Regions from separate parts of the Homo sapiens genome. Here region 1 is linked to region 2. A link is a contact called in ENCODE Hi-C or POLR2A ChIA-PET data. All regions are on one chromosome and are shown on one strand. Each heading gives the region's core, a stretch centred on a gene start or an enhancer-like site at or near the end of the contact. The rest is flanking DNA. Distances are from core to core; before and after follow the strand shown. Region 1 overlaps ABCA4 (ATP binding cassette subfamily A member 4). Region 2 overlaps BCAR3 (BCAR3 adaptor protein, NSP family member).

Region 1 (3,523 bases), core at 1,024-3,523, 410 kb after region 2:
TGTTATGTTGGGTGGGTCACATTAGACTTTCCTCATCTGTGAAAAGGGGAAAATACTGGTATCCACTTCATTGTTGTTTTTGAGGACTGGATGAGTCAAACTACACAAAGCAGTTAGAGAAATACCTGGCACATAGGTGAGTGCTGGCTGCTATTATTATCCTTTACATCATCTCGGTAAGAAATCTCTTACTCATGGTTGTTTTTCATTCTCATTCACTGAAAACTTGAGGGCTAAGTCAAAGTTGTTTTCATTTTTCTGGTCTGTCACCAGCTATGGGGGACTTGCCCAAGACACAAACCTGGAACCGGTGACCAAGCTGAGTGAGAAGTACCTTCCCTAAATCACACACACATGCCTACTCTAACTTCTCAGAAGATTGCACAGTTTCTCTTGGGATTGCACCTGCCTCCACAAACAAAACTGAATCCTCAGGTCACAGGAAATGCAGAGGGGGGGTTGAGAAGCCATGGAGAGAGGCTGGGGGAGAGGGTAGGATATGCGGTGCGTATCATAGACTGTGAACAAGTGTCAGGTATCAACTGTTTATCTGACACATGTATACAGTCAGAATTGAATTTTATGTACAAATGTGTATTACTTTAAAATTAAAAATCTAACTGTGAAAACCTCACTTGCATGCACTTGAAGAGAGAGTTCTCTCGCACATTGTCTTGAGAGGCAGGTCAAAGGGAGAGGGATTCCAGGACTCAAAACATGACTCTTCAGAAAGCAGCTCTCAGAGTTGTGGACACCCAGTAGGTTCTTTTCTTTTTTTGTTGTTTAAAAAATGATCCATATGAAGGGATTTCATGGTTTTCAACCAAAATCCTTCTGCCTAGCCGGATTGGAAGTCTTGCTTTATGTCAAATCTGCAAGTTGGACTTGATTGTCTTTAGCTCTGAGATGACTTCATACGGAGGCTGGAGAGTCCTTTACGTTAAGGAAGCAGCTCTGCCCTAATAGCTCTCCAGGGGTCATATTCATTGTTCTTTTAGGAAGGAAATTGAACCCAAAGCTGCTGGATTCCCAGGAATTGTGTCTTAGGCATGTGTCAGCCTTTCCAGAAGTAGCTCTGTAGGTCAGCAGGGCTTTGGGCATCTGGGAGGGAGGTCTGTGAGTGTGTGTGTGGTATGTGGGTGTGTTTAAGTGAAAAGACTTTCAAGGAGCTAACTGGGGATTCAAATGATTTTCCCTTTCTTATTTGGGGCATAACTATTTAGTGCATTTCCCACCATTCACAGCATCCCGATTCTATACAAAGAAAACCTTTATTTAGAAATAAAGTAATTTAAAAAAAAGAATCATTCAGCCATGCAGGCCCTGTTTCCAATCTGATTTTGGCAAATCACAGTAACTTAACATATTAGTATCAATTTAAAACAAATATAAACTTCTTGACCAAGGTTCAGAGAGCAGGGAGATAGGTACCCACAGCAAGGCAGGCTAGGAGAAAGACCCAGAGATGTCATCCTAAAAAGATGTTTTCTGTTCATCACAGGGTCTCTCAGTGTAAAGAGAGGGCAGGTGCATGAACAGTGATGATGCCTCTCTGAGCATGTTCCCTCCAGTTGTAATGATCAGACAACGCAAATATTGCCCGGTTCTCTTGCTTCACCAGATTTCAGTTAGTAAATTCTTAACATTTGAAAAAGTTTGTGCTAAATAGAAAAATATGCCTTTTCTTTGATAAGCAGATACTTTCCCCATTCATTAACCTGCATCAGTACGTAAGTTTAGTTTTGCTCCTGTGTGGGAATACGCTTCTCACACATTCTCTCACATAGAGAGGGGATAGCCTCTCCACTGCAGCTCCTTGGAGATGGGGGCACCCCTGAGAGCTTCAGTGCATCCTAATTAAAGGGAGAATCACTGGGAAATTGGGAAGCTGAGGGGAGAATCAGGAGTATAACAGGGGTGTATGCTATTTCCAGACTTGCCATCCACATGTGCAATCTCTGACTCCACGAATTCACTGGAAGAGCCGTGCATCACCATGCTTCCACTAGAGGGCGCCACGGCACACATGTAGAAGAAGCTCTCCCCAGACACTAAGGAATGTGGCCTGGAGCCAGGGCAGGGGGACCCCAGGAATGATGGCTTACTAAGGGTAAGAGCACAGAGTGTATTCCTCATTAAAGGGAGAGGGCCTTTAGGTGCATGACTTTTAAAATCCCTTTGGGAATGAAGGAAGAAGGAAGAGGAGAAAGAAGCTCAAAGCAAAAGAACAACTGTGTGACCTGCAGAAGTACCCAGTGTTCTCTTTGCTCCCATTAAAATGCATCACAACAGGACACACCCAGCAATACTGGGAGATGGCTGCCAGACGGAACCCAAGTATGGCCCGTCCAGTCCTTACCATCCAGGACTTGTTCTGGAGTTAGGTCATCGACGTGGGCTGGACACGTGGTGGAGAAACCCTTAGACGAGCAGCTGCAGGTCCCCTGCAACAGATGGATGGGATGACTGACAAGATGCACATCCCTTCCATGACAGCCTCTCCCTGATGCCAGCTGCTGTCACCGCCCGCTTTATTTATTTCTCACTGCCAAGTGTAGTCAACACATTTTTTTCTTCACTGTTTAATCTGTTAATTCATCTGAGCATTTTGAGGGTGTAGTCGCTTGATTTTATCCTAGAGAGTGTGTGAGTCACACACAGAGAGGAGCAGAACCTCCAAGGGTCCCTTTGGCTTGTCATCAATTATGTGGCAGCTGTAGGTTCTGCCTGTGGGAGACATTCTGTGCCTCCCTCCCCGTGGATGGACATAGGAAACCCCAGCGGCAGCCAGACACTTAAACCAGAGGCATAAATAATGCTGCCATATCATAATCATGACCATTTGAATGTGAGCAATGCCTGTTCTTAAGAAGCCCAGAGCACATTTATAATACTTTATCTCACTTATCTTCACATCCCTAAGAAATAGAAGCAGAGGTCATTAGCTTCATGTTCCATGTGAAGAAGAAAAAAATACTAAAAAAAAGGAGGAATTAAATAATTTGCCTAGGATGACACAGTTTGTTCACTTCGCAGCACAGACATAAAACTGGGTCTCCTGATGTGCTGAAGTGGTCTCTGCTGGTTGGTACTTTTTGCCTTCATCATTTTTATGTTATAGCACCCAAGGAGGCCTCTTCTTAGTTTTCACTTACCACTGAAATTCAGGTTTAATTAGGGAATATTAATGTTGAAATGAAGCTCAACCAATTGCTCTTAAAACAGCCTAACCTTACAGAATAAGACACTCACTTCTATGTTGCACCAAACCGCACCAAACTGGTGTGTAATCTGGCATGTAATACTTGCAGACCATTTAAAGCTAGTTGTTTCATTTTGGCTAAAGCATCTCTGTAGGAGGAGGCTTCAGAATGTGTTCATCGAAATCTTCTGCAAATGGTCCCAGAACAAAGACACTGATTCTGGTGGCGAGAGCCTGTGTGAGTAGCCATGTCTGGAGTGGCAGCCCCGTGCTGTGTGCTCCTTCTCACCCAGGCCAGGGTCCTTCCCTGGGCAGACACCT
Region 2 (3,337 bases), core at 520-3,019:
TCAGTATCTTACCTATGGAGTAGACTAAGGGATATAATTACAGGGGTGTTTTTATTTTTATAAGTAACTATCATAAAAACACTATTAGAAAAAAATTAGAAACTGAGAAAAATGTAAGAAACGACAAATAAAAAAAACTTTCGGTTGCCAAGAAGTTTTATTTTGACCCATTATGTGACACTGAATCATTCTACTCCTAGATTTTTATCTTCTGAAAATTCTTACACTAACGCACACCAAGCCACCTCCACTGACAACAGCACCATCCTACCAGTGTCAAGCATGGCTCCTCTCTTCTCCCACCTCATGTCCAATCCATCAGGAAGTGCTGATGGCTCTGCCTTCACGTTACATTCCTAGAACCCCCTTATTTACCACCTCCCCTGCTCTCACAGGTCCAAACTACCATCATCTCTCATCTGGACAATCACAGTAGCCTCCTCACTGGTCTCCCTGCTTCTGCCCCTGTCCCCTGCAGTCTAGCAGCAACACAGAAGCCAAAGTGAACCTGAGATGCCTCCCATCTCATTCCAGAAAAAATTGAAGTCTTTACTCTGACACACAATCCCTCGCACATCACCTTCTGCCACTCTAACACCAGCTGCTTTCACCAGCTCCAGCCTCTGGCCTCCTCGTTCCTCCATGGAAGAGGCGGACCCTGGCTTCAAAGCCTTGCCCTTCTTCTTCCCCTTAGACATTACAGTTGACTTGTATTTCCACTCAAAAGTCACCTTCTTGGTGAGGCCCTTCCCTGGTCACCCTATCTAAAATTTAATGTCCCCTTACTCCAACTTTCATAGCTGCTTTCCCTGATGCATCTTTTCTGCTAAGCACTCATCGTCAGCTAACAGGATTGACTTGACTGTCTTTCTTATTGTCTTTCCAGTCCTCCACCCCCAGAGTAAAAGCTCCACAGGGGCAGGGATATTGTTTTGTTCACTGCTGTATCCTCAGCCCCTGGAACAGTGACCAGCACAGGGAAGAGACTCAACAAATACTTACTAAATGACTATGTACTAACCACAAAATTGTTTCTAACAGAACATTAGCAAAACCCAAATGTCAGTAGGCAACTAGTTAACTATAACTGTATTTCATACAATGGAATACTGGGTACCCATTCGAAAGAAGGAGGGAGGCCCATACGTTTAATATGGAATGATGTCCAATGAAAAAAGCAAGTTGCAAAGTTATATGTAGTTAGACAGTTTGGCAATAAATAAAATTCCTCCCAAACTCATTTCTTAACGTGATCTTCTTCTCGGAATCTCTTTTCCCATTCAAGCAACATGGAGCACCTACTGCTTCTCCCAAGGCTCCTCCCACTGTTCTCTCCTGCTCCAGTCAGCCTGGGCACACGCTGTCTCCCAGGCATGGAGTCTTCTGCCTTACCCAATACCAGCATCCTTCCTGCCAAGCCGAGATGTTTTTTCAGATACCAAATCACAATTCAAATACAAGTTGTTCCCAGGAAACTTCTTGGTTACCGGAGGTAACACTTTGGGCCAAATGCAAACCTCCTATCTCAAAATCTACATACAGTATCATAGCATTTTAGAGCTCTTCATTCAAGAACATTGACAATTAATTCTAATAATAAAATTCCTTGACAATTTAAATCTGCATTTTCATGTATTGTAAACACAGCTCTTCTTTCTGAAGTTGAATACAAGTCCTGACATGCTATTACATTTAATATTAAAAGCTCTTAGAATATTTAGAAACCGAATTGTAGCCAAATGCTGAACTGTTGTGACACTGATGAGCACTAGAGGGCAGAGCTTAACAGCAAATGATTCTAAAGCTAGCAATCCAGGCCTCTCGTTTTGGTGTTGAAGTTACTGACTCCCTATAGTTAACAAGATCTCCCAAAGAGTAGATAGGTCTAAGTCATAGAAGTTGCCAGAACTACACTTTTAAAAACAGTGTATATCTCTGCCCAAATATGTGAGTATTTAAGGTGACAACAGCAACCCCACAGTTTTTATCCTGTACCAGGTGGGCAAGAGAAGGTAGACTGAGGTTAGGTGCGGGAACCTCTTTGCTGTTTTGCAATAAAAACACCGAAGGATTTCTGGAAAAATTTTAGAGACATCAGCATTACCTGCTTTGCAAAATATAAAATTTTTAGAACAACCTCATTCCCCCTTCCCTAAATTTAAGTGCCCAGTGTGTGTACATTTTAAAATAACTGAAGAGTACAATTGGATTGTTTGTAACTCAAAGGATAAATGGTGATGGATGCCCCATTTACCCTGATGTGATTATTACACATTGTATGCCTGTATCAAAATATCTCATATACACCTACTCTGTACTCACAAAAATTAAAAATTAAAATAAACGCCCTTGTGCATCTGGTGTGGGTGCTCACTCACTAAACAAAAGAAGGGTCTTTGTCCTCAGGACTCACATGCTAGTGAGAAGTCTTATTTTTAAAAGTAAACAAATAAGGCCGGGTGTGGTGGCTCAAACCTGTAATCTCAGCACTTTGGGAGGCCAAGGCAGGCGAATCACTTGAGCTCACAAGTTTGAGACCAGCCTGGCCAACATGATGGTGAAACCAGGTCTCTAAAAAAAAAAAAAAATACAAAAATCAGCCAGGTGTGATGGTGCATGCCTGTAGACCCAGCTACTCATGAGGCTGAAGTGGGAGGATGGCTTGAGCCTGGGAGGCAGAAATTACAGTGAGCTGAGATTGCGCCACTGCACTCCAGCCTGGGTGACAAAGCCAGACCTTGTTTCAAAAAAAATAAAATAAATAAAATTTGGGACAAATGAGGATAATATACAGAGTAATGAGATAGTGACTTGGGGACTGCTTTTAGTACGGATGTCAGGGAAGGCTGTTCTGAGGCAGTGAAATGTGTCAAATGAACCAGCCATATAGCTGGTATTTACTGAGTGCTAAGTACATGTGGGGCACTGTGCTAAGAACTAAGAACTTCACATGTATTCACTGTTTAATCCCCGATCTTCCCATTTACTGTTAAGGAAATTGAGCTCCAGAGAACTTCAGTAACTTGCCCAAGGTCATACAACCAAGAAACGGCTAAAACCGGGCTCTGGATTTGTATTAGTTTCCAGGACTGCCAAGACCAATTACCACAAACTTGGCTACTTTAAAATAGAAATGTTTCTATTGTCTCACAGCTCTGGAGGCTAAAAATCCTATATAAAGTATCCGGAGGGCCACAATGGCTCCAAAGGTTGCAGGGAGGAGCCTGCCTTGCCTCTTCCTCACCTCTGGTGGTTGCTAGCACTCCTCGGCTTGCAGACTCATCCCCCAGTCTCTATCTGTCCTCACATGGCCTTCTCCCTCTACACCTGTGTCTGG

What was found. A loop is a pair of places that touch in the nucleus more often than their neighbours do. ChIA-PET counts read pairs that join two places held with the same protein, here RNA polymerase II (POLR2A). Pooled maps may share reads with other maps.
Region 1: a loop to region 2 is called in a map of naive thymus-derived CD4-positive, alpha-beta T cell, with 17 times the contacts of the local background. The contact joins two enhancer-like sites. A Hi-C loop is called at or near these places in 2 of 168 maps with a recorded cell type or tissue (CD4-positive, alpha-beta T cell and naive thymus-derived CD4-positive, alpha-beta T cell) and 8 of 50 pooled maps. POLR2A ChIA-PET finds 5 or more read pairs at or near these places in 1 of 52 experiments (PC-3).

Annotation. Positions count from the first base shown.
Region 1 is chr1:94,037,684-94,041,206 of GRCh38, forward strand. It overlaps ABCA4 (ATP binding cassette subfamily A member 4), which reads right to left. Exons shown (of 50, transcript NM_000350.3): 24 at 2,360-2,444. Among named protein-coding and RNA genes, the nearest start is that of ABCA4, 82 kb to the right of the region's middle. RefSeq lists an enhancer at 1-148. Within about 2 kb of position 2,274, at least 12 of the 41 ENCODE cell types and tissues checked have a DNase peak (open chromatin) inside an H3K27ac peak, as active enhancers do.
Region 2 is chr1:93,627,889-93,631,225 of GRCh38, forward strand. The region is part of intron 3 of BCAR3 (BCAR3 adaptor protein, NSP family member); the gene reads right to left. Among named protein-coding and RNA genes, the nearest start is that of BCAR3-AS1, 38 kb to the left of the region's middle. Within about 2 kb of position 1,770, at least 2 of the 41 ENCODE cell types and tissues checked have a DNase peak (open chromatin) inside an H3K27ac peak, as active enhancers do.